Linked DNA regions of Mus musculus: all the other regions are linked to region 3. The links are chromatin loops, found by intact Hi-C in ENCODE. Cell type or tissue: left cerebral cortex. All regions are shown on one strand. Region 1 has its middle 11 kb from the start of Esyt1. Region 2 holds the start of Ankrd52 (ankyrin repeat domain 52). Region 3 holds the start of Smarcc2 (SWI/SNF related, matrix associated, actin dependent regulator of chromatin, subfamily c, member 2). Region 4 holds the start of Esyt1 (extended synaptotagmin-like protein 1). Region 5 has its middle 5.2 kb from the start of Cs. Region 6 holds the start of Nabp2 (nucleic acid binding protein 2).

Region 1 (5,000 bases), 77 kb after region 3:
CCCCTTGCTACCCATATCAACACTTCTGATCAAAATTAACCAACTCACCCAACATGAGGTTCTTTCTCCCTTTCCCTTTCTGAACTGCCATTTGCCTACGGGCCATGTCTGTCTCCTCTCCATCCAGAGACAGTCCTTTGTCCTTTGTCCCTCTGGGGCAAATAAATCTCCTTTGTAGATGGTCTAGTCGGCCATCATTGAGAAGAGCGGCCCCTTGGTCTTGCAAACTTTATATGCCCCAGTACAGGGGAATGCCAGGGCCAAGAAGTGGGGGTGGGTAGGTAGGGGAGCAGGGCAGGGTGAGGGTACAGGGAACTTTCAGGATAGCATTTGAAATGTAAGTAAAGAAAATATCTAATAAAAAAAAGATAACATATTTTACAAAATAAAAAATAAATCTCCTTTGTGTTGAGAACTTGGTCTTGGGTGTTTCTGGTTCCTGTCCTTTCACTGACCACATGGCTTCCCTTGAAGACAGTAGGACATTCCCTCTGTGGTGATCCTCCTCTCTGCAGAACATATGCTGGTTGGAGCCCCAACTCTGATGGGTCCATGACTTCTCTGATCAAACTGACAGGGAAGAGTGAGTGGAGTGCTTGCCTGGTGAACTGACTTGTTTTATGTCAAACCTGCCCCAAATTAGAGTCATCAGAGGATGGAGCCTCAATTGAGAAAATGCCACTATAAGACCCAGTTGCAGGACATTTTCTTACTTAGTGATCAGTGGGGGAGGGTCTAGCCCATTGTGAGTAGAGCTATCCTCGGGATTGTGGTCCTGAATTCAATAAGAAAGCAGGCTGAGCAAACCAGTAAGCAGCATCCCTCCATGGCCTCTGCATCAGCTCCAACCTCCAGGTTCCTGCCCTGTTTGAGTTCCTGCCCTGACTTCCTTCAGTGATAGACTACAGTGTAGAAACGTAACCCAAATAAACCCTTTCCCCAACTTGCTTTTGGGTCATGGTACTTTGTCACATTAATAGAAACCCAAACTAAGACCCCTGCGTACCCAAAGCCGTGGGTCCCATCCCCAGCACCACATAAAACCAGGTGCGGTGGTGGCATACACCTGTAATCTCAGTCAGTACTCAAGAGGTAGGGGTGGGAGGATTAGAAACTCAAGGTCAGTTTGGGTTACCTGATGACAAGTGTCTGTGAGCTGCCTGACCTTTCCAGAGTTATCCATCATCTCCTGGTCCTCCAAGACCTAATAGACCCAGGGCCAAAGTCCTGGCTGAGCTGAGGGAGAGAGACGGTGGACTGCAGGGGGTGGGGGTGGGGGTTAAAGCAATTTTGAGGAAACACAGCTCCAAGCCAGATAAAAATCACCAGCTTGTGCTGTTTGAATGAGAATGGCCCTATAAGCTCATGGATTTGAATGCTTAGTCACCAGGGAGTGGCACTGCTTGAAAAGGATTAAGAAGTGTGGCCTTGTTAGAGGAAGTGTGCCACTGAAGATGCACTTGGAAAGTGCTAAAGTCCATGCCAAGCCTACACAGAAGGATGTAGCTCTTAGCTATTTATCCAGCACCAGCCTCAAGGGCTGCCAACCCTCCATGATATGACGGGCTAAACTTTTTTTAAAAAGATTTTATTTATTTATTACATATATGTCTATATGTTAGTACACTGTAGCTGTCTTCAGACACACCAGAAGAGGGCATTAGATCCCATTACAGATGGTTGTGAGCCACCATGTGGTTGCTGGGATTTGAACTCAGGACCTTTGGAAGAGCGGTCAGTGCTCTTAACAGCTGAGCCATCTCTCCAGCCCAGGCTAAACTTTCTAAAACTGTAAGCAAGCTTCCCGTTAAATGCTTTCTTTTATAGGAACTACCTTGGTCATTATGTCTCTTCACAGCAATAGGACAGTAACTAAGACGCACAGCTACAAACCTAATCTCTCTCTTCTAACCAACCCTACTTCCCCTGCTAAGCAGAAAAACACAAGACTCAAAATCTATTCTGCATCAAAGAGTAATATTAAGTTTTACTTCCCTTTCTCTGCTGCCCCAGGCCTGGCAGGATCTAGACTTCCTGAGCACAATTCTCTCTTTTACCCAGGCTCTCCACATTCACACATGTGAGCAAGTAGAAACAGAAGAGGATGGGTGATCTGCTTGCTGGGACTACCATCACTGCAATGTGAGGAACTTCCTTAGTTGAAGGACTCCCCACACACCAAAACTTGTACCACACCTCAGTAAAAGAAAAGGCTCTTGTTGAATAGACCAGCTGAGCTCCGGAGGTACATGCATTTCTAACTTTTTCTTCCTCGACCCACCACATCATGAGACCTTCACATAGACATTATTATATGGTGCACAGAACATTTTTCAGGCCGGTTTTGTCACAGATCGGATTCAGGAGCCACGGGGTGCTGTGCCTTAACCGCACAAACAGGGTGGGGCCCCATCTGTTGTCAATTTTGTGCCTTAAGCGCCACCTGGTGGTGATAAACTGTAATAGGCCGCGTCTCATGACCAAGGCTTGAACTGAGTACCTACACTTCCTGGTTGTGTGTATAAACTTCGGCGGGAAGCACGGGGTTGGAGGTGGTATTTGATCTCAGCACACTCTGGAAGACGGAAGAGGAAACAGGATTTGATGAACCTTTCTTCTGTACTCCTTTTCAAAGGTTTGATGAAGCGTTCTTCTGTGCTCATTTTTAAAAGCTACTGTCAGTCGGATAGTGCTGCTGCCCTGGATGACTCTATATAGGTTTATTACAGTCAAGAATCAAGTCTGCCATGGCCTGGAGAGATGGTTCAGCGGTTAAGCGCACTGACTGCTCTTCCAGAGATGCTGAGTTCAATTCCCAGCAACTGCGTGGTGGCTCACAACCATCTGCAATGGGGTCTGATACCCTCTGTCTGTTGTGTCTGAAGAGAGCAATGTGGGGCTGGAGAGATGGCTCAGCAGTTAAGCGCACTGACTGCTCTTCCAGAGGTCCTGAGTTCAACTCCCAGCAACCACATGGTGGCTCACAACCACCTGTAATGGGATCTGGTGTCCTCTTCTGGTGTGTCTGAAGACAGAGACAGTATCTTCATTCACTCACATACATAAAATAAATAAAGTTTTTAAAAAGAGAGAGAGAGCAATGGTGTACTTATATACATAAAATAAATAAATAATTAAAAAAAGAAGAATCAGCCTGCCTAATTGAATGTTGGCCCCATTGCTTATTAATTGCAGAAACCTAGCAGAATGTACTTGTATGTATATGTATATATATATATATATATATATATATATATATATATATATATATATATGCCTGGTACCTGAGGAGGCTGGGAGAAGGTATCATTCCCCTGGAACTGGAGTTAAAGTTGTGAGCATCTGTTCCAGATTCAGTCTTTATGTGATCTAGACTTTCTTGTACCCCAAGGCGCCTTGGAACCTGCTATGTAACTGAGGCTGTTTTGAATTCCTGATCCTCTGGCTTCAGCCTTTCAAGTGCAGGAATTACAGGTGTGAACCACCACACTCAACCATGGTTTTAAAAGTAAGTGTGCATGCGGTGTGTGCTTGTCCACGAGTGTGCATGTGCATAGCTAGAATAACAGGTGATTGTGAGCTGCTGACTTGGGTGTGCAGAGAACCAAACTCAGGTCCTTTGAGTGGACAGTTGTGGGAAGCCACATGTGCCGTTGCAGAGTGGCACTGACTACTGCTGGCCACCATGCATAAGTTTGGACAAACAACCAATGTGTACATATGCAGTAAAGTTTTTTGCAAAGACACTCCCTGGCCCGGGCATGATAATGAGGCTTTGAGAGTATGACCAATCAGATGTGAGACATGCAAATGAGGTATGATAATGAGGCTCTGTGAGGTACAGAGAGTAGCCAATCAGATGAGGAACATGCAAATGAGGCGTAGTGCATAACCAATCTGGGTGTGAGACACGCCTCTCCTAGGCCTATATAAGCAGCACCAGTTCTGGGCTTGGGGTCTCTTCGCCTCTGCAATCAAGCTCTCCCAATAAACGTGTGCAGAAGGATCCTGTTGCAGCATAGTTCTTGCTGGTCGAGTCCAAGGAGCGCAAGAGACAGTGTTACTAACTCCTCTGGGGGAGACACACATTCTAAAGTTCCAAAGACAAACCAAGGTACAAGACAGTGTTACTAACTCCTCTGGGGGAGACACACATTCTAAAGTTCCAAAGACAAACCAAGGTACAAGTCCACCAAAAGTTCACCGGGGAACCAGTAGACTCTTAGGCTTACTTACAGAGCAGCGAGTGAGAGTTACAAACAGGAGCACAGGTGACCTTAAAGCAGCCACCCTGGAAGGTCTGAACCCAGGAGGGATGATGGCTTCTCCAGATGCATAGAGAAGGTCCCTTCCCCTCAGCCTTTCCCACTTATATCCTCTAGCCCCTCCCCCAAGAACCATGAGTCCAAGGCAATTAGGGCAGAATTGCATGCCATTGGTTGGCAGGACTGGCTGGATACTCAGGTGAGGGTCCCATGACCTTCCTGCCTTCTAAGAGGGAAGGAAATGGTCAGGAGGCCCAGCTGTGATGAGCTTCTGTGAGTAGGCCCTGGGAGAATGCTTGAAGATGGTGGTAGTTTGGTTCCTGTACAAGAACAGCAGGCACTCATTGTCAGGACAAATGGGCTCACTGAGATGCCTGTTAACATAGCAAAGGGGACTCAGACCACCAGTCTCCCTCAGGACTACTTTTTTTTCTTTTTTCTTTTTTTTTTTTTTTTTTGAGACAGGGTTTCTCTGTGTAGCCCTGGCTGTCCTGGAACTCACTCTGTAGACCAGGCTGGCCTCGAACTCAGAAATTCACCTGCCTCTGCCTCCCAAGGACTTCTGTTACAGGGTCCTCCTGGCTGGGCTGGTATACCCTGACACCTACCTCAAACTCTCCAGCCCAGAGGCTGGCCTGCTCTTCCCCCCAGCTTCTCCGATTCTTATATAATGCCATTTTGGCTACGCATGTCTCTATCACTTGCCCCTTGTCTGTTTTTTGTTTGTTTGTTTGT
Region 2 (5,000 bases), 82 kb before region 3:
ATTAAAAATAATTTTAAAAACATTTATTTTTATTTCTTGCGTTTGAATATTTCCGTGCATGTGTGTAAGTACACCAAGTGTGCGTAGTGCCTGGAGAGGCCAAAAGGCATTGGATTTCCAAAACCCAGGGGTTACAGATAGTTGTCTGTATTCCTAGCAGGGAACCAACCTCTGGCCCTCTGTATAAACAGCAAGCACTTTTGTTGTTGTTGTTGTTGTTGTTGTTTTGTCTTTTGTTTTTTGTTTTTTGGTTTTCGAGACAGGGTTTCTCTGTATAGCTCTGGCTGTCCTAGAACTCACTTTGTAGACCAGGCTGGCCTCGAACTCAGAAATCCGCCTGCCTCTGCCTCCCAAGTGTTGGGATTAAAGGCGTGTGCCACCACGCCCAGCACAACAAGCACTTTTAACTGCTGAGCTATTTTTCCAACCTCTCTCCCAAATTTATTATTATATATATTTTTTTTTCTTTTTTTTCTAAGTACACTGTAGCTGTCTTCAGACACACCAGAAGAGGTCGTCAGATCTCACTACAGATGGTTGTGAGCCACCATGTGGTTGCTGGAATTTGAACTCAGGACCTTTGGAAGAGCAGTCAGTGTCAGTGCTCTTACCTGCTGAGCCATCTCTCCAGCCCTTATTATTATATATTATTATTGTTGTTGTTGTTGTTGTTTGGCGGTGAGATTTGAGACAGAGTGATTTCTTTTCAATTTAACTTATAAACTACTTTTTTTTTTTTTAAATCTCACGTATGAATGTTTTACCCACCAAAAATTTCTGCAGTTGGAGTTACAATCCGCTATTAGTTGCTAAGTGGCTGCTGGGGATTAAACTTGGGCCCTTTGGAAGAGTGGTCAATGCTCGTTAACTAGCTGAACCACCTGCCCAGGCCCAACACTTTCTTGTTGGCTAATGGATATAGGCAGACCCGGTCCACTGTGGGTAGTACCATCCCTAGTCAGGTGGCCCTAAATTAGATAAGAGATCTGGTTAAGCTTGAGCCTGGGTTCATTCCTCCCTGGGTTCTTCGTTCAAGTTCAAGTCTGAGTTTCTGCCCTAAGTTTTCTCAAAGATGGACTAAACCCTTTCCTTCTTTTAGTTGGTTTGGTCATTGTTATCGTAGCAACACAAAGGAACTGGGGCTCATGATGTAGCCAGGACAGTTCTTGAATACACAATCCTCCTGCTTCAGGTTCCAGAGCGCAGGAATCTTATAAATGATTCACACCTGGCTCTAAAGCATCTTTTATAAATTGTACCCATCTATCAGTCTCCACTTTTCTTTCTCCCTCGGCCAACTGTCCCTGATTGGCTGCCTCTTTTGACCTCTCCAATGGGTGAGGGGGAGTTCCTCTCTACTGCCTTTTTACCGGGAGAAACAGTTACTACCCTAATCTGGCAGGGTAATTATGGAGTTGCTGTTGGGCTTAGAGGCCTTTCTTCAGCTGCCAAGTGTCCAGCTCTTCACGGAGGCTTCCTGAAGCAGGAGTCTTTTGAGATTTTTCTGCAGCTTAGCAATCTTGCTATTTTCTTTCTACCCAGTGGAGACTGGTTCTGGGGCCATCTATAAGTCTCGGGTCGCCACACTCCGAGTTTCCACTATCTCTGGGGTACTTGGGGGTGTGAGTACGGTCGGAGGCGTCCGCTCTACCGGAGCATTGTGGGCTGGGTGAGCTCTCGCCCGCTGTTTGGTCCTGGGCTCGGGAGTCACTGGGGGAGCGAGACCCGACTCCGTGCCATGGGCCTGCGAGAGACCCCTCGGGCCGCCCGACTGCAACGGAGGGCACAGCGCGGTCCGCTGGCGGAGCTGCGGAACCCGCGCGCGGGGTAGGGGGAGCCCGGGCCGCCCTGGCCGTCCTGGCGCGGGGCGAGGGCGCCGAGGCCTGGGCAGCCTGCGCGGACAGCGAGCACCCCGAGGCCCGGCCAAGGCTCGCCGCCAGGGAGCGCTGCGGGCTCCCGCTCGCCCGCCCCCCGGTAGGCGGGGCCGCCCTCTCCCCGCAGCCGCCGCCGCAGCCGCCGCCTGGGCCGCCCCGTGTCCCCGGTGGAGCCGCCGCCGCCGCTGCCGCCGCTGCCGCGAGCTCGATGCGGACGGAGCCTGGGCCGGGCCATGGGGATCCTCAGCATCACGGACCAGGTCAGCCCTCCCACCCTTCCCCACTTCCTCTTCCCAGGCCCCGGCACCGCCGCCACGCGAGCCCGGGGATGTGCGGCCTAGGCTGGGCCCGAGCCCGGGGTTCCCGCGGCTCCCGCCGCGCCCCACGCCGTGCTCCACTCCGTGGAGCGGGTGTCCTTGGGGGCCTGGCGACCGGTGGGGGCACGGCGGGAATCCGCTGCAGCCAGGACCCCTGTAGCGGAGCCCCTCCAGCGACGCCCCCCTCCAACCTGTGTGCTCCCCCACCTCCTGGTAACGCCGTGGCTCGGGCCCGCTCCCTGAAAGCTGGTTCTCCCTGCAGCCGCCCCTGGTCCAGGCCATCTTTAGCCGAGATGTGGAGGAAGTGCGTTCCCTCCTCTCGCAGAAGGAGAACATCAATGTACTGGTGAGTTGGGAGCAGGGAGGATGGCGAGCCGGAATCCGGAGGGGTTCGGGACCCCTCCCCACAAGTGGGGCGGCTCCGTTTCTCCTCTGCTCTGATGAAACTGCAGCTCTTTCTACCCAGAAATGGGAGCCTGCTCCGCATTTAAGGTTGGTCAGGCATGGAGCACCGATCATGGGTTCTGGGGATGCCCAGAAAACCCTGTCCCCTTCTCAACCATCGGGGTCTGCAGCGCCCCCACCCCTCCGGGAAGGAGTAGGTTTCTTGGTCGGTAGCCCTGACTCCACCCTCCCAGGATGCTGGCTTTTGAAGCCCGATATTGGGATTTAAGACCCTGCAGAAGAACCTAGAGGAAGGGAAGGGCTTGGAGTTCTCATACTAGAACTGGCGTTCAGGATAATTTCTCTCTACAGCTGCTTCTCTTTTCTGCCTTTCCAGGACCAAGAGAGGCGAACCCCATTGCATGCTGCTGCCTACGTAGGCGATGTCCCCATCCTCCAGTTGCTACTGATGTCAGGTGAAAGTGGGGAGCTGGGAGGTGCGGCATCTAGGGAGGGGAGAAGTCTTTTTAGATCCGAGGATTGATTGCTGGTGCTTGGTACAAGAATGGCTTTCTGTCCGTTCAGGTTCCCCACTCTGATTATTGGTTTCCTTCCCTCCCCCTCCTCAAATCCCAACAAAATAGCAAATTGTGTCCACACAGGTGCTAACGTCAACGCTAAGGACACACTGTGGCTGACCCCTCTTCATCGTGCCGCTGCCTCCCGAAACGAGGTACAGACCCTACCTCATTTCTCCCTTTCAAAAAGGATGGGCTGAGGGCTAGAGAAACTCAGTTCTCTGCCCTACAGACTCTTCTGCCCCACACAGGGAGGAGACCAGAGTTTGGCTTCTCCTTCCTGCCCCTAGAACTGGCTGGGGGGGGGGGGGCTGAGTGCTGCCAGCTGATGTGACGTCAGGGAGAGAGCTTAACACTGGGCTGGCAGACTGCGGGGGCCCTGCTGCCAGGCCTGAGTGACTCATCCCTCCCTGGGGGCCACCTTAAGTCTGATCCCCCTCTGGGCACTGAGATTTCTCTCCTTGTGATGGGGTGGGGAGTAGCAATTCTGTGTCCTTGCCCCTCGAGCAACATTTAAGTTGACTGCCTAAGGGCCCAAACTCATATGGAGTCCTGTACAATGGTGTTATCAACCCTGAAGAGGAAGGGAAGGCCTCTTTGATCTCCCATCACTTCCTTGGCTCCAGCTCCCAGGGGGAGAGAGCTTAAGGCCAGTGGGAATGGTGTGGGACATGTTTAACGGGAACATTGAATTTCGAAGGGGATCCAGTTATGCTTGTTTATTGGGGTTATATGATTTTGGTGTCTGTGGAAGGGCTAAGGGAAAGGATGTTTTTGCCATTAATACAGTGGGAGCCATTTGTTTTTCCTGGAATTAGGCTTGGGGTGTGTGGATTTGCCCAGGGTGGGTGTGAGTGGAGATTTTCGGGGACCTAAGTTGGAGGGTGGTAGATGCTAAGTGGCATGGGGAAGAGATCCCTGTTTTCCTCAGCAAAACAAAGATGTTTAAGCTCCAACAACCTCAGGTCTGGAGAGGCTAGGTGTGTAAAGGAAAGGAAGAGATACCATGCTAGGAAGATGGATGACTAGTCACCATACCAGCCCCTTCCTTCTGTCCTCTTATGTCACTTCCTGCTCCCCTCTGTCTTCTCTTGTCCCTTGCTCCACCACAGAAGGTGCTGGGGCTGCTGTTGGCACACTCAGCGGATGTGAATGCCCGGGACAAGCTGTGGCAGACACCACTGCATGTGGCTGCTGCCAACCGGGCCACCAAGTGTGCAGAGGCTCTGGCACCCCTGTTGAGCAGTCTCAATGTGGCTGACAGGAGCGGGCGCAGCGCTCTACACCATGCAGTACACAGTGGGCATCTTGAGGTGAGGAGCATTGCAGTCTAGACACAGTCTTCTCTCTGTTCCTTCTCACCCATAACTTACGTGCTTCCAGACCCAATGGGCAGGAGTGGCTCAGATAGTTATTTAGATACTGGGGCCCTGCCCCAGAGGAATGATTGTGTTAACCAGAGGGTTTTGTTGGGGGGGGGGGGATGTTTGTTTTTGAGATAGAGTCTCACTATGCATGCTTGTCTGGCCTGGAGCTTGCTATGTAGACAGCCTTGAACTTGAACTCACTGAGATCCCCCTGCCTCTGCTTTCTGAGTGCTCAGGTTAAAGGTACGCTAGCATCCACAGCTTATATTGAGTTTTTATTGATTTATTTTATATTTATTTTAAGCAGTGTGTTACAGGTGCTTGGTAAAGGCTGTGTCACTGAGCTACACTTTGAACCCATAGATTGAAATTCTTTTGTTCTAGTGTTGGCAATGGTAGGCAAGCGATAGACTGTTCACCTGTATACATTTTACCTTAAATAGCCTTGAACTTACTTTGTAGCCCAATTAATCCTGATAG
Region 3 (5,000 bases):
ACCCTCATCCTAGCTGCTTGGAAGCCAGTATTCTGCTAGCAGTCCTCAGATGAAGATGTAGAACTCTCAGCTCCTTCTGCACCATGCCTGCCCAGATGCTGCCATGTTCCCACCTTGATGATAATGGACTGAACCTCTGAACCTGTAAGCCAGCCCCAATGAAATGTCGTCCATAGAAGAGTTGCCTTGGTCACAGTGGATGTTCACAGCAGTGAAACCCTAACTAAGACAGCAGACAAACAAGAGGACTCCTTGCAGGAAACTCACTGAATGGTCATGGAAGGGTGACAGGTTCCAGCTGGCGTGACAGTGATCAAGCACCTTAAAGAGGAATAGCTTGGGGAATGCAGAGGATTCCTTAGTGATGGTGGCTGCACAGAGGGTAGGAAGGACTCTCAAGAAGCCATAAGCAGTCATATGAAGGTGGGAAATAAGGTAAAAATAAACCAAAACCAAAACCAAAACCAGAGCCGGGTGGTGGTGGTGCATGCCTTTAATCCCAGCACTTGGGAGGCAGAGGCCGGCGGATTTCTGAGTTCGAGGCCAGCCTGGTCTCCAAAGTGAGTTCCAGGACGGCCAGAGCTATACAGAGAAACCCTGTCTCAAAAAACAAAACAAAACAAAAAACCAACCAACCAAAACAAAAAACAAAACCCAAAAACAAACCAAAAACCAAAACCAGGAGCTCCATGAATTCTCAGAGATCCTTTCCTGGAGAAGGTTTTGCTATGCAAGAAATGAAATATAAAAAGAACTGGGTAACATGAGAGGGTTAGAGCCTGAGAAAGGAATTCCCTTGCTTGGTTAATATACACAGATTTTAACCAGCCTCTGGTGCCCAACAAATCCTCAACGTAGGCCTCCTCCTAGTCCCGTGATACCTGAGGTTATCTCAGGAAAACTCAAATGAGGGCTAGGGAATGTAGCGAAACAGAATGCTTACCTATCGAACAAATTGAACCCCTGGATTCAGTTCCGAGCCGCAAAGGATCCTGGCATGCTCAGGCACACCTGTAACTCCTAGTACTTGAGAGGTAGAGGCAGGAGGATCAGAAATTTAAAGTCATTCTTGGCTGCAAGGCAAGTTCAAGGGCAGCCTGTGCACATGAGTCCCTGTCTAAATTAAAAAGAAAAATCCAAATGAGAAACGCTTGTTTCTGTGTCTCCAGTCACCAGACTTCAAGGCTCCACTTTTGGTCACAAACTCCAAAGATGCCCTGTTTAGAAATCTTAGGTTTGACTAGCTTTCCCAAACAAAACGACTACTCTTCATTGTTATGAAATGTTACAGAATTCTCAAAAATATCTCAAAGTGCCTGGTATCCTAACAGCGAATACAGCGATGCCCAATTTGGTTTGTATGTCACCCTGGTCTAACCTAAAGGAGTAGTGCTGCCTTTTCACTTTCAACCACTCAACTACTGGTTAATAGGAGGGGGGAAAAAAAATACGAAAAACTGCCGTCACGAACAGGATTCGAACCTGTGCGGGGAAACCCCATTGGATTTCGAGTCCAACGCCTTAACCACTCGGCCACCGTGACTCCCAAAACTATGGTTGGCCGCGCGCTTACAGAAAGGGTCCGCACGGGTGACTGGGTGCGAGCGGACCGGTGCAGGGTCGCGGCCCGAGGCTCGTACCCAGAGCCGCTCCCTCCCTCGCACCTTCGCGCCACAATGCTTGAACCTGGGTCGAAGAATCGGGGCTCGCCAGCCGACTCCTAAAGCGGAGGCGACTGGCGAGACCCGAAGATCAGAGGGAGGAGACCCCTCACCTGACCCCCCCGGGTAGCACCAGGGGTGCTGGGTGCACCGGGACGAGGAGCGTCAGGGACACTCGTGGGTTGAAACAGGAATGGTTGGAAGGAACTTATTGGAGCGAAAGAGTTCCACGGGAACGTACGTGCCGGGGGCCACTCGGGGTTACGGGGCGGAGCTGCAGACCCGGGGCTCCCGGCTTCCCCGTGGAGTGGAACAGTAAGCCCCACTGCCGCTGCGAGACCAAGTCGGGGAGGGCTCCGCTGTCCTACAGCCGCGTCCTGCGAGACCCGGGGAAGCAGCCGGGCTGCCGCTGCGGGGAAGTCCGCCGAGCGCGCTCGGGCTCGCCCGCCTCCCACCGCCGCTGCTGCCGGGGTGTCCGCCGAGCGCGCTCGGGCTCGCCCGCCACCGCTACGCAGGGCCGCCGGCAGGGGGCGCTCCGCCGGCCGGGGCCCAGGCGGCGGGAGGCGGCGGTCGTGGCGGCGGGAGGCGGCGGGAGGCGGGCGGAGGAGGAGGCGGGAGCTGAGCTGAGCGGGGCGGGCGGCGGCGGGGCCCGAGCCCGAGAAGATGGCGGTGCGGAAGAAGGACGGCGGCCCCAACGTGAAGTACTACGAGGCCGCGGACACCGTGACCCAGTTCGACAACGTGCGGCTCTGGCTCGGCAAGAACTACAAGAAGGTACGCGGGCAGCGCCGCGCGGGGACAAAGGGCCCCTGGCCGCCGCTCCCGGGGCCGGCCCACCCTGCGGCGGCCGCCGCGCCCCTCCCCGAGGCCTCCCCGCGCCTCCCGCCCGCCCGCCCGCGCCCCTCCCCCACCCCTCCCCCACCGTGCCCTCTGCCCCGGTGCAGCGCAGCGGCGTTGGCGGGGGCGGCGGCGGCTCCGGGCGGCGGCCCGGGCCCGGCAGCCCTCGCCCTCCAGGCTGACCGGTGCCGCCGCGCGCCTCCTCCCCTCCGGTGTGCGAGCCGCGGGGCCCCCGCCGGAGCCCCGCGCCGAGCCAGACGCCAGAGCGGCCCAGGCCTCCCCGGTGGTGCTTTGTGTACGTCCTGAGACAGATGGCAGAGCAGGAGGGTAGACGGGCGCGGAGCAGGCCGTTGAAAAGCGTCTCTACCTGGGGAAATCACCTGTCTCCCAGGGTTACCCTAGTCTCCTTCTAAAGGGCTGCAAACCTCTCAGGGGACAGGACATGGCAGTCTAGGGCAGCAGCCCCTCCAACCCTCCTTTCATAATGAAGTCCTCTGCAAGCCAGCCAGCCTGGCATTGCTTTGGGTTTGAGGTCCAGAGGCTCGGATAAGCTTCATATCGCTAGTCCCCACCCCCACCCTGTAACTGGAAATAAGGATGGGGAACAAAAGGGTTCAAGAAGCCCTATCTATCTTTTTTTTTTTTTTTAACCAATTTTTATTCTTGTGTCTTCATGGTGTCTGGGCTTTTTTTCGTTTTTCTTTTTTGTCTTCGATATGGGCTGCTTCCTCACCAACCCCGGCTAAGGGTTCTTTTCCCTTGCTTTGTTTTACAGCCCCCAACTCTTGCTACTCCAGCCTTGCAGCCAGCCTGTCAGAGTACAGTGGACAGCTTCAGAAAGCTCCACTAATTCTGGTTTGAGTTTAGCCCTGAAACCATTTGGGGTCTCTCTGTTGGGTGTCAGACTCTTGACAAACAGCTGTTGGGTCTGTGACTTGTGTGCACCCTCAGCGTGAGGCTCTGGTTCCCAGTTTTCTGCCTTTGACCTTTTAAAGGGAGATCGGTCTAGGGTCTTGGTGTGAAGCCCCGAAGGCTTTGACAGCTGTGACCTGCTTCAGCTTTCAAGTGCTTAACTCTTTGTCATTTACTTCTCCCTTCACGGATCTCTTTATACCTCCCACCGAGAGGTGCTGACTCTAATTAGGGTAGAGGAAATAAGGGTCAAAAGGTAAAGAGAAAGTAGCTTCCTGGCTCAGTGAACAGAACAGAAAGGTAGGATCCCAGGTAGCAAGGTAGGTATGGTACGGAAGTGTTTGAGTTCACGGATTCCCGGCGGTTGTCTTACTACTTATTTATCAAGCTGGGTGGGTGGTCTGAGATCCTTGCTAGAGAGGAGACCCTACAATGCCAACCATGCCTGGCTTCAGTAGAAGCAAAATGTGCAGGCTTTAGTTTTTAAGTGAGCATGTCCTGCCTCACTCCCTTGCTCTCTTAACACACCATTATGGACGGAAGCCTAGTCTTTATCATGTTTCCCCCAAGAAATACATTGTTGTATCACTTAGAGACTCAAAGGGGTTTTTGTTTCCCTTGAGCTCCATCAACCTTCAGAATTTTTACAGTTGGTTGGAGGTGAGGTGCCGAGATAGCGGTGTCCTGCCATTCCAACGTCAGGGTACAGCCAAGGAAGAGTATAAAGCGTCACTCGCTGCCAGTCCTCAGTCCCGGTCACCTGGGCTGGTGGCAATAGGGTCCAGTCCCTCCTGAAGCCCTCTATATATAAACTAGACCTGTGGAGGGGAAGGCGCAATTCTGTCTGTTCCAGGTGCTTCCAGGAACTCACGGAGAGACGTGGGTGGTGGTAGAGAATTTATCTGGAATCTGTTTTTCTTCCCTTCCCTCCTTCCCAAGTACATACAAGCAGAACCGCCAACCAACAAGTCTCTGTCCAGCCTGGTGGTGCAGTTGCTCCAGTTTCAGGAAGAGGTTTTTGGCAAACATGTCAGCAACGCACCGCTTACTAAACTGCCGGTGAGTTCAAGGGGAGGGGGACAAATCCTCCGAACTGGGAAGAGGTTTTTCGTTTGTTTTGCTCTTTAAAAAAATTTTTTTTCTACGTGCCTGTAATCCAGAATTAGGGAGATTGAGACTGGCGAATCAAAAGTTGGAGACCAGACTGATCTATATAGCAATTCAAAGACAGTGTGTGTGTAGTACCATGTCGAAAAAGAAAAGCAAAACTCATCTTTTTCAAATTTCAAATTTTGGGGAGTTTTTTTTTTTTCCTTGTCCATCAATAGTCAGAGCATTACAGCTTGACCTAGCCCCCAGTTGATCATTCCTGTTATTTTAGAAAAACTTCACAACCCGTAGTAATCTGAGAATGTCAGGTTTAGTCCTGCAGTGTTTCTCTCTCTCTTTCATGGTTGTTCTTGGGGGCTGAAGAGATAGCTCAGTGGCTAAGAGCACTCACAGAGGACCTAGGTTCAATTCCTAGTACCCACATAGCAGCTTACAAACATCCCTAGCTTCCGTTCCAGGGCATCTGATGCCTTCTGAGCA
Region 4 (5,000 bases), 66 kb after region 3:
TTACATTACAATAGAAAATTTACAGTTATGAAATAGCAGTGAAAATAATTTTATGGCTGGGGTCACCACAACATGAGGAACTATATTAAAGGGTCCCAGAATCATGAAGCCGAGAGCCACAGGTCTAAAGGCAAGTTCTATCTGGGCATGACAGCCTACAGCTGCTTTCTGAGGCCCGATGCTACAGTGGGAAGATCAGTTGAGGCTGCCCTGGGCTCAGTGTCCAGAGCTGAACATGGAGATACGGTCCTTTCGGCTCACCCCATGGGCAGCTCAGGGGACCATGCTCTAGCTGAAACGGAGGTGTGGAAAGGCATCGAAAGAGGAATAAACCCCACCCAGGGAAAAAAAAAATCAAAGCTGAGGCAGTCCTCACCTTGTTCAGCCATTCGGCCTTTTCCACATCTGGGAAGCTGACCTGGCGGAGAAGAGACAGAAGGCAGAGGCAGTGATGAGCACACTTGACATCCACACTTCCTAAGAGGCTCATGGGATGCAGCATGTCCATCTGGCAGGGACTCCTCACACCCAGGGCTTGGGTGGCAAGGTTTCTTCCCTCCCTCTCCCCCACCACATTTTGTTGTTGTTGTTGTTGTTCTGACGACTTATTTTATGTACATCGGTGTTTTGCTTGCATGTATGTCTGTGTGAAAGTATCAGATCCCTTGGATCTCGCAGTGTGAGCTGCCATGAGGGTGCTGAACCCAGGACCTCCGGAAGAGTAGAGTCAGTGAGTGCCCTTAACCAGCGATCCATCTTTCTACCTCTCCCCCACATGCACGCTTTTTTTGTTTTAATGACTTATATGCATTGGTGTCTTGCCTACATGTATGTCTGTATGAAGGTGTCAGATCCCTTGATTCTAGAGTTACAGGCAATGTGAGTTGCCATGTGGGTGCTAGGAATTGAACCCAGGTCCTCTGGAAGAGTAGTCATTGCTTTTAACCACTGAGCCATCTCTCTACACCCCCCCCCCTTTTTTTTTTAAAGAAAGTTTGAGTTTATTAAGAGACAGTTTTAGCTGGCTACGGGGACACGAACATATATTGCCAACACTTGGAAGGTAAATGCAAGAGGGCAGGGAGTTCAAAACCAGTCTGGGCTATATGAGACTATGAGTTAAACAAAGGGGGAAAAAAGTTGTTTTTCTGTTTGTTTGTAGATAGGGTTTCAATATGTAGCCCTGGCTGACCAGGAACTCACTATAAAGACCAAGATGTCCTCCAGTTCACAAAAATCCACCTGCTTCTGCCTCCCAAGTGCTAGGATTAAAGGCGTGTCACCACGCCCAGTAAGAAAAAAGTTTCAACACAGATCCAAGCATACAATCCCGGGGGTGGGAGAATTCTTTCCTTAGAACTTGGGGACACTGAGGCTTCTTTAATAAGGGGAGTGGGTAGGATGTGGGGCCACATAGAGATGCTTCAGCTAGCTCAGAGATGCGAAATGGCAGCTTCTGGGGCCAAGGAGGGGGAGGGGGAGGAGTCTTGAAGAGAAGGGTACATTCTTTCAGGAGGAGATCCTGTCAAATCAGAACTCCGGGGAATCCTGGGATGAAGAAGTCCTAGTTCCTTTGTCCAGCCTTCCCTGCTCCCCTGGGACCGGGCGTGGGCTCCAGTATAAGAAGGTGAAGAAGAAACCAAACCCTGATAACCTAGAGACTGGCAGGAAGTCTTAGGCCTGGTGCGCTGGTGCGCTAGTGCCTGCGCAAGCCTCCGCACTCTCTCCCTCATTCCTTTCCTCCCTAGCTCCTTTCTCTTTCTTCCTGAGTGGGAAAGGACACCTGTGCTGTACACGGAGGTAGGGAGGTGTTGGGTTAATTCCAAGGATAAAGAGTAGCAATAACAGTTGCTACTTAGGGCACATGAAACCGTTTCTTCTTCTTTTCTCTCCAGGGAATGGCAAGTGTGACTGGTGTCTGCCTCTCTCTACCTGTCACCTCTAAGTGAGAAGAGTAGGGAGGGTACCCCAAAGGGGTTGGTAACCCGCTCAGCTTAGCAAGGTCAGAGGGAGGCATCTTTTCAGCCCAGGAGACAGGGTATAGTAATGAGGGCCTGGGTCGGCTGAGCAAACGAGCGAGCGAAGGCTGCTCACAGTCCGGAAAAGGGTGGGGCCGCCCTGGGTACGAGTAAAAAGGAGCAGCGGGAACTACAGCTGCCGCACTACCCTCTTCCCAGAACCTCCTCCTCCCTTAGCCCAGCAGCCCGGCTGGCTTGAGGCTGGAAGGCGACCGCGATAGGTCATTTCCAGGTGCTGGGACTCAGCGGAACAATGCTTGCAGGGCTGGGTCTCAGCGGGTACCTAGAGACAAGGCAGGAAACGGAAAACCCTAATGCCCTGAAGTAGATAAAAAGCCTTGAAAGCGCTAGCAAAGGCGGGGGAACCTCTGAGCCATCGCGGGGTGGGGGGTGGAGGGATCCCCAGAGGCAGCGCGGCAAAGGCGCGAGTGGCACCAGAAGTCAGGAGGAGCGAGCATTCTACACGCTTGGCTGGGAGCGGCAGCTCAGATGTACTGCTGTAGTCCGAGGAGACGGAGGAAGAAGTCCCGATTCCGTGGAAGGATCCGCTCTGCGGCAAGGGTGGGCGGGGAGAGTGGGTGGCCGCGTCCAGGAGTGGTGCGTCCCAGCACACAAGCGCTAACGGGACGATGCAAAGTCTGGGGGCCCGCTGTCCTAGGTGGGGGAGCTGACTTTGTAGGGTGGGAGAGCCCCAAGTTGAGGGGCTAGGAAGAGCTATACTGCACCAAGGGCTGAAGTGGTAACTCACCCAGGCAGGTAGTTCCCGGTGGCTCATATAAAGCGTCTCTGCGGTGATCCGCTCCTCGTCATCCAGCAGCTGCCTCGCTGCCCTCAGGCTCCGTTCTTTCCCATCGCGGACCCGGCGCCAGCCCAAGTACAGGGCGAGGCCGAAAAGCACGAAACCTACGCTAAGACCCGCTGCCCCTGCCAGGTACACCGGCACCAGCACCAACAAGCGGCGCCCGAAGGAAGTCAGCACCGCCAGGGCCTCGCTCGCCGCACCTGGGCCGGCAGGTGGGACCCCGGAGCCCCCGTCCCGCGTGGAGTCCGTGGCAGGGGGCTGCCCTGACGGCTCGGGGCTGGCGCCCTCTTCAGGGGAGTGCTCCATGGGGCAGCTTCTGGGAGTGCCCGCCCGAGCAGCTGCAGGCAGCTCAGTGTCTGGTCCAGCTCCCCCCCAGTAATATATGGTGCTCCCCCCGGGACCTCAAGCCCCGCCCCGCCCCTGCCTGTTGGGGCAGCGCCGCGTAGACTTGGGAAGCTAGAGAGGACTTGGGATGGCAGGGCCTCCGTGATTGGACCAGAGGGTCAAGATGGGAGGGTTGGATGGCGGGAAAAGGGGGGGAAAGAAACCAAAAGACAGTATTTGACTGGTCACGGAGAGAACGGGGCGTAGCGTCCCACTTAAGAGGCGGGAGCAGCTGCTCCTCCCACGTGGGATTGGAGCGCCTGTGGAGTTACGTCATGCAGAGCCGCTACTCTAATTACTGAGTTCAGAGTGAGCTAGAGTTGAGGGTGTATCTCTCCACACGTTCAAATGGTTTGGCAGGGTTTGGTCTGAATCTTAAATATTCTTTGTCAACTTTCCCAGCGTTTGATACTCAGAGAACGTTCGTTTTTGCCTCTAAGAATATTCTTTGAGTTTTTACTGGCTGCCCTTGCGAAACGTTAGGGAAATTAGACCGATTTAGAACGAAAGTCTAGGATGACCGACCCTGTCTAGCGGCCCTGTCTGTGCTGTCCTCAGTCCCCCTATCTTGTCCGTGAAAAGGAACAAGTCAGCGACAGCTGGGGCGTGATGAACATTAGAGTTCTAATACTCCAGTCTTGAAGAAGTGGGGTGAGGGGAGGAGATCGGTAGATAAGTGAGATTTTGTTTCTTTTTAGAATCCAGAGTTAGTCATCTCTATCATAGAGGGCCGATTAAGATTATAGTCAGGGAGGGGCGGTGTTCAACGGCAGCAGTAATTATTACATTTTGCAATAGTTTCCTGATGCTGACCAAAATCAGGTCGGGGAGGAAAAGGTCTGTTTGACTTACACTTCCATATCATAGTCCATCATTGAAGGGAGTCCAGGCAGGAACTGAAACCGGGCTGGAACCTGGAGGCAAGAGCTGATGCAGAGGCCATGGGGGGCGGGGGACGGGGTGCTGCTCACTGGCTTGCTAAACCGGCTTTCTTTCTTTCTTTCTTTCTTTCTTTCTTTCTTTAAGATTTATTTATTATATGTAAGTACACTGTAGCTGTCTTCAGACACCCCAGAAGAGGGAGTCAGATCTTGTTACGGATGGTTGTGAGCCACCATGTGGTTGCTGGGATTTGAACTCCGGACCTTCGGAAGAGCAGTCGGGTGCTCTTACCCACTGAGCCATCTCACCAGCCCCCGGCTTTCTTATAGAACCTAGGACCAGCAGCCCAGGGATGGCCCCCGCCAACCATGGGCTGGGCCCTTCCCTATCAATTAAGGAAATGTTCTACATAGAGGTTTGCCTACAGATCTTATGGAGGCTTCGTCTCAATCAACGTTCCTTCCTCTCAGACGACCCTAGACTATGTCAAGTTGATATAAAACTAGCCAGCACCCTTGGGAACATCTAGGACACTAAAATGAAGAATTCTGACAGACGGGATGGTACATAGCTGTAATCCCAGCATTTTGGAGGCTAAGGCAGCCTGAGATAAATAGCAGAAACAAAATAAAACAAAACAAAAGGAGGCAGGGGTTGGGGGATACAGAAAGGAGGGGAGGAGGAAGGAACAGGCTAGGAAGACAGCTCTGTTTATATAGCCCAAGCATGACGACCTAAATTCATTCCCCAGCAACCACAAGCAAAAGGCCTTTGCTCCACAAGCTTAGTGACCTGAGTTTAGATCTCTGCCATCCCGTCTGTAAAATCCAGATATGGTAGCTCACTGCTAGCAAGACACACACTCTCTCTCTTTCTCTCTCTCTGTCTCTCTCTCTGTCTCTCTCTGTCTCTCT
Region 5 (5,000 bases), 130 kb before region 3:
GATGCATCCATCCATCCTGGCGTATGGCATTCAATAAGCCATCCCTATTTGACTGAGATCTGTGTTAGGGTGATTTGAGCAGCGATTCCCAGACTCCAACAATTGGTTTCCAAGAACACCAAAGCACAGAACATAACCGAAGATGCAACCAACTGAGGCATGAGAGAGTTTCCCAGTAATGGCATATGACAAAGTTTCCTTGTAACATTAGTAACAGCACAAAACGGCAGGATAGACAGGCACCAGTTACCCAGGCTTTCACAGACATGACTATGGGGACAGAGCTGAGTTTTCAGTGTGTGTGTGTTTCATGTGCATGTCCTTTTTTTCTTTTTTATTGATTTTTTTTTAAAAATTTCATTTGCATTGGTGTTTGGTCTTCCTGTTTGTCTGTGTGAGGGTGTTGGATCTTGTGGAACTTGAGTTACAGGCGGTTGTGATCTGTTATATGGGGCTGGGAATTGAACCTGGGTCCTTTGGAAGATCAGCTGGTGCTCTTAACTGTTTTTTTTTTTTTTTTTTTTTGGAAATATTTATTTATTTATTTTAAGTACACTAGCTGTCTTCAGACACATCAGAAGAGGGCTTCGGATCCCATTATAGATGGCTGTGAGCCACCATGTGGTTGCTGGGAATTGATCTCTGGACCTCTGGAAGAACAGTCAGTGCTCTTAACTGCTGAGTCATCTCTCCAGCCTCTTCCTTTTTATTTTTAAAGACTAGTTTTCTGCTCTTCTGGAATTCACTCCGTAGACTAGGCTAATTTCAAACTGGGAGATTTGTCTGACTCTGCCCCCCAAGTGCTGGGACTACAAGGGTGCACCACCATGCCTGGCAGAGCCTATATTCCTAACTTTGCAAATCAAGTTCTAGTTTAAGCATTGGATGCCTTCTTATTTATTTATCATTAACGTTGTAAAGTTTCAGCAAACATTTCCATAACAGTCCGGATGCAACCAGGAAACTTTATTACATGAAAAAGTAGTCCTGGCAGGAGTGATGGACCCTTGGTTTAGAACATTTGCTCTTGCAGAGGCCCTGGGGTTGGCCCCCCGCACCCACATGGTGGCTCACAGCTGTCTGTAACTCCAGTTTCAGAGGATCTGACACTTTCTTCTAACTTGCGTGGGCAATGGACACTCATGTGGCTCACATAAACAAACAAACGTTTTTTAGAAAGAAAATGCAGACCAGCAGTATCACCCAGTGTCACATGCAGGTAGTTCTAGCTAAGCTAGAGGAGAGCTAGGAGGATACTTGAAATGATGAGTTGGAAACCAACCTATGCAATGAAACAAAAGCCTACTAGATTTTGTTATTGAATCACATGGGACAGCGGAGGCAGGAAGGTCTCAAATTCAAAATCAACCTGTAATATCTTTTTTTTTTTTAAATAGAGTTTCTTTGTACAGCCATGGCTGTCCTGGAACTCACTCTGTAGACCAAGCTGGCCTCAAACTCGAAGGTCCACCAGCCTCTGCCTCCCAAGTGCTGGGATCAAAGATGTGAGCCACCATGCCCAACTGACAATGTTTTAAAGAGGTCAAGCCCACAGCTTTGCCCATGCTAAGCAAGCGTTCTACCGTTAAGCTATGTATGCCCAGCTTAGAACTCTTTGCTGTTGAGAAAGAGCAGACACAAAATTCTTTACTATGATTTTTGTTTGTTTGAGGCAAGGTCTTGCTCTACACTGAGGCTGATACAGTGTGTCTACATAGTGCCAGCTCTTCTGGATTCTGTGACTCCCAAGCTGATGTTTAACTCGAGGACTTTCTGCTTCAACTTCCTAAATGATGAAATCACAAATATATACCACCATGAACAGCGTGATTTCACTTGACTTTTGCGACTCTGATTTTATATTAAAAAATAATGTTTTTAGTTTCTGTGTTTCTGTGTGAGTATGTGCACCTGAGCACGGGTGTCCATAGAAGTGGCAGAGCCCCGTGGAGTTGGAGTTATAGGTGGTTGTGAACCTCTTGGTGTAGTTCTAGAAATCAGACTTGGGTTCTTGAAAGAGCAGTACATAGTCTTAACTGCTGAGTCATCTCTTCAGCCCCTCATTTATTTTTCTGTTGTTTGCTTGCTTTTTGAGGCAGCGTTTCACTGTATAGTCCTGGCAGCCCTGGTCTCCGTGGCCTTGAATTTACCAACAACCACCTGCCTCTGTCTTCTGAGTTCTGGGATTAAAGGTGTGTGCCACCATGCTACATTTCTTTAAAATTTTATACATATATGTGAGTGTTTTTTACATGAACATATATATGCCGATGTGATGCACACAGGGGCTAGAAGAGGGAATCAGATTTCCTAGTTGGAGTTACAGGCGATTGTGAGCCATTAGATGTGGGTGCTGAAAATGGGACCCAGGGGCTGGTGAGATGGCTCAGTGGGTTAGAGCACCCGACTGCTCTTCTGAAGGTCCAGAGTTCAAATCCCAGCAACCACATGGTGGCTCACAACCATCCATAACGAGATCTGACTTCCTCTTCTGGAGTATCTGAAGACAGCTACAGTGTACTTACATATAATAAATAAATAAATCTTAAAAAAAAAAAAAAAAGAAAAAGAAAATGGGACCCAGGTCCTCTGTAAGAGCTGCAAGAGATCTTTTTTTTTTTTTTTTTTTTTAAAGATTTATTTATTTATATGTAAGTACACTGTAGCTGTCCCCAGACACTCCAGAAGAGGGCGTCAGATCTTGTTACAGATGGTTGTGAGCCACCATGTGGTTGCTGGGATTTGAACTCTGGACCTCAGAAGAGCAGTCAGTGCTCTTAACCGCTGAGCCATCTCTCCAGCCCTGCAAGAGATCTTAACTGCTGAGTCATTTCTCCTGCTCTTTGTAACTTTTTCTTTTTTTTTTTTCCTAAAGATTTATTTATTTATTTTATGTACATGAGTACATTGTTGCTATCTTCAGACACACCAGAAAAGGTCATCAAATCCCACTACAGATGGTTGTGAGCCACCATGATGTAGTTGCTGGGAATTGAACTCAGGACCTCTGGAAGAGCAGTCAGTGCTCTTACCCACTGAGCCATCTCTCCAAGCCCTCTTTGTAACTCTTTAAAAAGAGAGATGTTATTGCTATTTTACAGCCGCTCAGTGCTAAAGAACTTACCTAGCACACGCAAGGCTCTGAATTCCATTCTCAATAATGGAAAGAAAACACTGAAATAGATGTTATTCCTTTGATGGATTTTATTTCTCTTTCTTATTTTGTGTCAGGATCTCACCATGTAGTCCTAGCTGACTGAACCAGATCTCATTATTGCTGGGTTTTGACTTGTTGGTTGGTTGGTTTTTTTTGAGACAGGGTTTCTCTGTGTAGCTCTGGCTGTCCTGGAACTCACTCTGTAGATCAGATTGGCCTGTGTGTCACCACACCCAGCTTTGGTTTTGGCTTTTTTTTTTTTTTTAAGATTTTTATTTATTTATTTTATGTATGTGAACACACTGTAGCTATACAGATGGTTGTGAGCCTTCATGTGGTTGTTGGGAATTGAATTTTTAGAACCTTTGCTTGCTCTGATTGGCCCCACTCTCTGGCCCAAAGATTTATTTATGATTATAAGTACACTGTAGCTGACTTCAGATGCACCAGAAGAGGGTGTCAGATCTCATTACAGGTGGTTGTGAGCCACCATGTGGTTGCTGGGAATTGAACTCAGGACCTTCAGAAGACCAGTCAGTGCTCTTACCAGCTGAGCCAACTTGGCTGCCCTGGCTTTGACTTTTGAGATAGGGTCTTGCTTAGTACCTCTGGCTGACTTCCCACAATCCTCCTGCTTCAGCTGCACTGCTAGTTACAAGCATGTACCCCCACACCCAGAGATAAATTATTCTTTGTTTTATTTCTACTTTAAAAATGTTTTAAAGTTAGTTTATTTTTTTATGTGTATTGGTATTTTGCTTACATATATGTCTTTGTAAAGGTGCCATATCTCCTGGAACTGAAGTTAGAGACAGTTGTAAGGTGCCATGTGGATGCTAGGAATTGAACCCAGGTCCTTTGGAAAAACAGCTAGTGCTGAGACATCTCTTCAGCCCCCCACCCCCACCCCTTTTTGTGACACAGGGTTTCTCTGGCTGTCCTAGAACTTGCTTGGTTTACAAGGCTGGTCTTGAATTCAGAGATTGACATGCCCCTGCCTCAAGAATACTGAGATTCAAAGCATTTTCCATACCTGGTCTCATTATTCTATTTTATAGATAAAGAAGCAAGTTCAGAGAGGTTAAGTGGTCTTGCTAGTCAACAAGGAACCGAGAATCCATCTATGATCATCTTAGCCAGTGATCTGTCTGCTACACCTCACTTTAGGAAGTACAGTCTGCATGTATTCTCTAGTAGTTGTATAAAGTAGTATTTCTAAGATGTGTTTGCAAACCCCCCTGGGAGCTTGGATGTGCGAGTGCAGGGTTCTAACAATCACCAGTGTAGAAGCATTGCGTCCTCTGGTCCCCTTTTCCAGACTGTTTCTCATCAGACTCCCATTTTGAGGGTTAGGAAAGAGGATAGTCAGGGCTGAATTGTCTAAAAGAAGCAGCCTGATTTAGAGCTGGGTGCAGTAGTACATGCCTGTTGCCTGAGTTTTTCGAAAGGATGAGGCAGAAGGATTGCTTGAGTTTAGGAATTTGAAGTCAGCCTGGGCAATAGTTTAAGACCCTGTTTCTTCAAAATATTTTAGGGTTGAGGTTGTAGTTCACGTGTTTAATGCTCTCCTAGTATTCATGAGCTCTGCTATCTTGTTCACCAAAGTCATTTCAGCTGCTACACCGTTCTCTCTCTCTCTCTCCCTCTCTCTCTCTCTGTCTCTGTCTCTGTCTCTCTCTTCCTTATCTGTATATGTTCTAGGGTGGGTGTCTCCAGTTCCTTACGTCAGTTATGGATGTGCAAAGGTTTTACAGATGGGCGAAACTGCATAGTTCTTATCTTTTAAAGTACCTTTATAGCAACACATTGTGCTGATGTCTCCAGGAGACTGCAGACAGTGATT
Region 6 (5,000 bases), 50 kb before region 3:
AAAGAAAGAAAAACATAAGAAAAAGAAAAGAAATTAAAAAGAAAAATACAGGGGCTAGAGAGATGGCTCACTGGTAACAGCATTGGCTGCTCTTCCAGAGGTCCTGAGTTCAGTTCCCAGCAACCACATGGTGGCTCACAACCATCTGTAATGGGATCCAATTCCCTTTTCCGGTGTGTCTGAAGAGAGCGACAGTGTATGCTCCCCCCCCATACATAAAATAAATAAATAAATCTTAAAAAAAGAAAAATATAATACAGATTATGCCACATAGCTTAGGAATCAAGTAGTCCACACAATCGAGGTATGTGTGTATGTGTGTGTGTGTACCTACTTCTCAGAATGTATTCCCATCACTTAGTGATTTATATTACAAAGAATTTACAATGATACTTTAAGTGTGGTCCATGTGATCCTGTTTGGCACACCTGGAGAAACTACTCTACTCTCCTTTGTTTCTTGACTGGACAGGAGAGAGTAGCTCAGGTCTTCAAGTCTCTTCGCCACTGAGACTTGCAGAAGGTGTAGGAAATGAAGGAGAACTGGGTGGAGGGGGAACATCCTGAGAGAGGAGACACTTGGAAAAGGGATGAGGAAAACACATCTTTCCTGGCTGGGCAGAATGGGGGACTTGAAGGGGCCAGTGGAAGGAAAGAAATGGATTCCTACCTGGAGAGGCAGCAGGGGGTCCCGTGGTCGCTTGTGGGGCAGTAGGGCTGTTGTCATTGTTCTGCACCTGCAGGCACAGATGAGATATACTCAGACCCTCCTCAACATCGTGCTGCCAGGCCTGGTCTGCCATCTTCTCTAACGCCAGGCCCAGAGACTCACCGATTTGTTGGGCGCCTGCTGCGTGTTATACTCTGGATTGGGCTCACTGAAATTAGGGACTTCGGAATAAACCATACAGAATCTGCAAAGAAAGGAGCAGAAGCCTTGGACCTGTCCAGCCAGGAGATGTGGACGGCACAGTCTGTGTTGCTTCCTTGTAAACCCTAACTTATCCACTTTGGGTTCCTGGCGCTTATCTCAACTGCTGAGACAACTTACTCTCCAATCTTCTGCAGATCGCCCCCACGGCCAGTGTACAGTGTCAGACAACCTTTGAACACTGAAGCATACCTGTGGGGTGAAGCAGGATTCGGTCTTCAGAAAAGTTGTAGGGACTTTTAACTACACCCTACCGCTGTTGCCACTAGGAGCCCTGCCTTACCCTTTGGTGAGTCGGATAATGTCCCCAGGTTGGATCAGGTTGCCCACATCGTCCCATACTGAGATGTTGATGCTGCCCGTTTTGTCTGCCACTTTACAGGTCCGAACCTCGTGTCCGTCCTTTGTCTTGGTCACCCGGCCTTTAAGGGAAGAAAGATATGAGAATGGAAATGAAGTCATACAGATAGTGGTGATGGTGAGAGTCCGGGTATTGGCTGAGTTAGGTAAAGGAACAGAAGCAAAGCCCACGTCCCTCCTTGATGGCGGGTTATGCGTGGGTGGGTGTATGGGGCGGTAGTGGAGATCCAGCACCATGGAGAGAGCCCCGAGTGGGATAAAGGCCCGCGTGGCATCAGGCCATTTAGTTTTACCTATTTTATACCTGTCAGCAGCTCCCTCTGCCAGCGCTCTAAGTGATTAGAATGAGCATGGAGGGGGAGCCTTCTCCTTGTCCAGGCAAGTTAAGAATGCAAGCGGTGGTCCCGTGTGCTCCCACTCTCCATGCTCCTCCCCCTTTGCTCCCACGAGTCCACTGCGCATGCATAGCCACCTGTCTCCAGTACAATGAAGATAAGATTCAGATTCTTGAGCCCGGGCTTGATATCCTTCACGAAGGTCTCGGTCGTCATGCTTCCCGAGCCGTGGCACCCCGCTGGAAGCGGAAATGGGAGAGGAAGGTTCAAGGCTCAGAGCCTTTGCCCCCATGCTCCCGCTCGGCCTACCCACCACAGCAGGCTGGAATCTGGCAGCCTCGGTCCCCCTCTAACCCTTCTGGGGGGTTAGAAACGAACTTCCCTGGGGGCCTCGTACTTCAAGATCAGAACTTATAGATCTCTGGGTAAGATGCTTAGGGGCTGGTAGGCCCTATGTCAGGATGCTTTCAGTCTCACGCTCCGAAGCCGGGAGGCTGAAGGAGACTCGGAGGGAACCCGATGCAGCTCCAGGAAACAGAATCTCACTCGGCAGATCTTCCTGAACCCGCATCCCCACAACCCAGAACTCGGTCCATCCCCTCCCCCACTCGCAGCCCACCACCCACCCAGCCAGCAGGCCGGACTGTGCACACCGCCGAGCCACCCGCAGGGGGAGCCAGGGGGCTGGCTGCCGCCGGATGCTGCGGAGAGGAACGCCGGAGCGCTTACATTCCCGGAAACGTCCCCTGACCTCCTCCAGCCAATAAGGTCCGATCTGCCTCCCAAAGCGCCCCACCTTCGGCCACCACCCATCCAATCAGGCTCCGAGATTCACTTGCCGCGAAGGGGGCAGTTTTAGGTTTTAAAGGAACCTTGCAGTGTATTAGTTCCGTAGAGGGAAAGATGGATGGACCACCAGGGGGCGCCCCAGATACCAATCCTCCCTTCCTCCCAAAGAATGCACTTTGGGCTCTTAAACATTTCATTTTCTCTTCAACTAGTGTCACAGTGGAAAAAAGGTCCAAGGGCGATGGAATGCAGCAGGAAAACGTTTTAGTTCCAGTCTGTTTCTTTGCTTGTTTTCTCGGCAATTCTTTTTTTTTTTTTTGCGGGGGGCGGAGGGAAGGAGTTTGAGACAGGGTTTCTCTGTGTAGCCCTGGCTGTCCTGGAACTCACTCTGTAGACCAGCCTGGCCTCCAACTTAAAAATCCACCTGCCTCTGCCTCCCAAGTACTGGGATAAAGGCGTGCGCCACCACTGCCCATTTTACACATGAAAATGGAAAGTTAGTTAAAAGCCAGTACCTTGGACATGGCAGGAGCTTACACATCATCTTTAATGTACCGAACGGTTCGGCTCAGGGCTCTGGGACAAGCAGCATTTTCGCCATAGAAAGATAATACGCAGATTCACTCTCCTTTGAAAGACGTTGAACCCGGAACATAAAAAGCAAGCCTCAAGCCAGGTGGACACTGGGGAGGCAAGAGGTAGGCGGATCTCTTGAGTTTAAGGCCAGCCTATCCTACATAGTGAATTCCAGGACAGCCAGGGCAACAAAGAGAAACCCTGACTAGGGGAGAGGGAGGGGAGGGAAGCAAGTTTGACTTGGTTCACAAAGGCACATCCGATTCCTGTTTCCTTATTTTATTGTATCTCAGAGACACCTAGAAGCTTAAGTTTCCTCTGGTACTCGTCATATTGTCTTCAAAGGAAGCAGCTAGCTCTGTATTCTCACGAATAAGCTAGTTACATATGTACTAATGTGAATTGCCCTTTAAAAAAGAGAGTATCTACAACAAATACTATTTGACACCAGATTAGCCTAAGAGGTAATGTAATTGCATTCCTTGTCTTGCTTCCCCGCTTACCTAACACAGAGCGCTTTAAACTCCACCACGACTCTCCTCGGGTTCTCTCCCACCCATTTCCCCTAACCACAGTGTTGCAGCCTTAGGAAATCAAATCCATTAATGTTTCGGGCGGTCTGAGTTTTTGAAGAGCCATCAGGAATACTACAAGAGTGTGTGGCTGGGAGGTGGACGACCCCTGCAGCACCCTAGATCAAAGCTTTGCGGTGAGACACTCCCTCCCTCTCCATCCTGCGGCCTCCTAAGTTAACAGCAGCATCCATCCCCATGACTGTGAGTCACAGGTCGGGAGGCTCCGGGATGCTGACCACAGCTCTGGAAACTGAAGGGCTGGGAGGACAGCAGGCCACGCTGCAGACCAGCTGCCCCGCGGCGACCTCGTCCCAGCGCTGCACCAGGTCTGGCACCCGAGCCGTGCACCACCCAGCACCAAGTAACTCTGCAAGGCGGGACACCCAGGGTCGCCCCGGAGCTTCACACCTGAAGCACATAGAGCCCTCCCTCCCAAAAGGCTACACTGTCCGTCCTAAGAACTTCCGGCCCAGAGCGGAGGCCCAGCTAGCCCCCGCCTCTCATAGGCCGCTCGCAAGGAGCATCCAGGCGCCGCCGAGTTAAATAGAGAGGCGGGGCTTGGTGACGAGCTTCCGCCCCGTTGCGTAGCAGCAGTGGGCGTGGCTAAGGGCTAACCCGAGACAGCGAGGAGTGGTCGGAACCTTCTTCCCCATCCTTACCTTCCCCTTCCCCTACGGGGAAAGGCTGAGACCGGGCACACAGTGTGCTACGCGGCCGCCGTGTCCTCAGCTGCAGCCAGGCCCCGCGTCCGGAGAAACCAGGCTGCGTTCCGGGTGGTGCGTAATGCGCCTGGGCGAGCTTCTAACCCTGGGGGGTTGGGGGGGAGAGGGGGCGAGGTCCCTGTGGATTGGTGCCTGGGTCCGAAGTGCTGGGGGTAGGGAGGAAGGGTGGAGAGGAGGAGGAAAATGGAGGAAGGGAGCTCAGCTGGGAGGAGTCGGGAGGTGAGCTAGCTGGGGGCTCTGGAGCTTTGGAAGATCCTCTGGAGTAGGGAGAGCCTCGGGAAGTGCGGGAGTGGCCTTGGGCCAGCCTGAGGACCCGGGAGGAGCTGATTGCTGGGGCTGAGGGACAACATGGAGTTTAAATGGCAATGATTGACAGGCCTGGAGGCGAAGGGAACGTTCTGGGGGCTAGCCTTGGCAGGGACCGCGGAACCCAAACCTCCGCCCTCCAAGCGCCATAGCTTGGCTTCTTTCCCATGCCTTGTCTTTGGCAGCCTTGTCTTTCTCTTTTATTCCTTCGCCGCTTCTCTCCCCTCCCGCCTCTCCGTGGAGGACTCTTACATTCCTTACATCTTTGACCCTGAATGATTTGCAGCCCCGCTCTCTGATACGCACGATCCATCCACTCGTTTAATACACTGGAAAGCCCACCCCAGTCCAGGAGGCAGGGCATTTGTGGGGTAGAGAGTGAGGGGGGGTGGGAGTAGGGGCAGGAG

The links. A loop is a pair of places that touch in the nucleus more often than their neighbours do. Peaks named below come from ENCODE experiments on the same cell type or tissue, not always from the same donor. Only the 100,000 strongest peaks of a DNase experiment are listed, where the experiment ranks them.
Region 1: a loop joins it to region 3, with 4 times the contacts of the local background. A loop is called at or near these places in 16 of 42 quality-filtered maps.
Region 2: it touches region 3 in a loop (3-fold over the local background); 23 of 42 quality-filtered maps call a loop at or near these places.
Region 4: it touches region 3 in a loop (7-fold over the local background); 16 of 42 quality-filtered maps call a loop at or near these places.
Region 5: a loop joins it to region 3, with 5 times the contacts of the local background. A loop is called at or near these places in 20 of 42 quality-filtered maps.
Region 6: it touches region 3 in a loop (5-fold over the local background); 24 of 42 quality-filtered maps call a loop at or near these places.

Annotation. Positions count from the first base shown.
Region 1 is chr10:128,534,013-128,539,012 of GRCm38, forward strand. No RefSeq gene overlaps it. Among named protein-coding and RNA genes, the nearest start is that of Esyt1, 11 kb to the left of the region's middle. In left cerebral cortex, CTCF peaks have their summits at 1,640 (motif pointing right) and 2,451 (motif pointing left); a DNase peak (open chromatin) is centred at 2,440; H3K4me3 peaks cover 363 bases; H3K27ac peaks cover 408 bases.
Region 2 is chr10:128,375,116-128,380,115 of GRCm38, forward strand. Ankrd52 (ankyrin repeat domain 52) reads left to right here and starts at 2,009. Exons shown (of 28, transcript NM_172790.2): 1 at 2,009-2,134; 2 at 2,454-2,537; 3 at 2,973-3,051; 4 at 3,238-3,308; 5 at 4,266-4,466. The coding sequence starts at 2,108. In left cerebral cortex, a CTCF peak has its summit at 1,922; DNase peaks (open chromatin) are centred at 1,884, 2,630, 2,986, 3,544 and 1 more place; H3K4me3 peaks cover 2,699 bases; H3K27ac peaks cover 2,388 bases.
Region 3 is chr10:128,457,003-128,462,002 of GRCm38, forward strand. Smarcc2 (SWI/SNF related, matrix associated, actin dependent regulator of chromatin, subfamily c, member 2) reads left to right here and starts at 2,313. Exons shown (of 29, transcript NM_001372395.1): 1 at 2,313-2,435; 2 at 4,350-4,469. The coding sequence starts at 2,325. n-TScga2 (a tRNA gene) reads right to left here and starts at 1,543; the gene lies at 1,462-1,543. It overlaps Mir8105 (microRNA 8105), which reads left to right and starts at 1,678; the gene lies at 1,678-1,766. In left cerebral cortex, a CTCF peak has its summit at 2,145 (motif pointing right); DNase peaks (open chromatin) are centred at 1,534, 2,139 and 2,903; H3K4me3 peaks cover 2,765 bases; H3K27ac peaks cover 1,902 bases.
Region 4 is chr10:128,522,698-128,527,697 of GRCm38, forward strand. It overlaps Esyt1 (extended synaptotagmin-like protein 1), which reads right to left and starts at 3,162. Exons shown (of 31, transcript NM_011843.2): 1 at 2,767-3,162; 2 at 377-418. The coding sequence starts at 3,126. In left cerebral cortex, a CTCF peak has its summit at 3,113 (motif pointing left); DNase peaks (open chromatin) are centred at 2,154, 2,555 and 3,390; H3K4me3 peaks cover 2,469 bases; H3K27ac peaks cover 1,280 bases.
Region 5 is chr10:128,329,984-128,334,983 of GRCm38, forward strand. No RefSeq gene overlaps it. Among named protein-coding and RNA genes, the nearest start is that of Cs, 5.2 kb to the right of the region's middle. In left cerebral cortex, no CTCF peak of the experiment used is centred here; no DNase peak of the experiment used is centred here.
Region 6 is chr10:128,407,485-128,412,484 of GRCm38, forward strand. Nabp2 (nucleic acid binding protein 2) reads right to left here and starts at 2,366. Exons shown (of 7, transcript NM_027257.2): 1 at 2,252-2,366; 2 at 1,763-1,864; 3 at 1,214-1,352; 4 at 1,051-1,122; 5 at 832-913; 6 at 670-736. The coding sequence starts at 1,841. It overlaps Rnf41 (ring finger protein 41), which reads left to right and starts at 4,132. Exons shown (of 7, transcript NM_001164237.1): 1 at 4,132-4,341. In left cerebral cortex, a CTCF peak has its summit at 2,474; DNase peaks (open chromatin) are centred at 1,532, 1,728, 2,445, 4,124 and 1 more place; H3K4me3 peaks cover 3,255 bases; H3K27ac peaks cover 2,643 bases.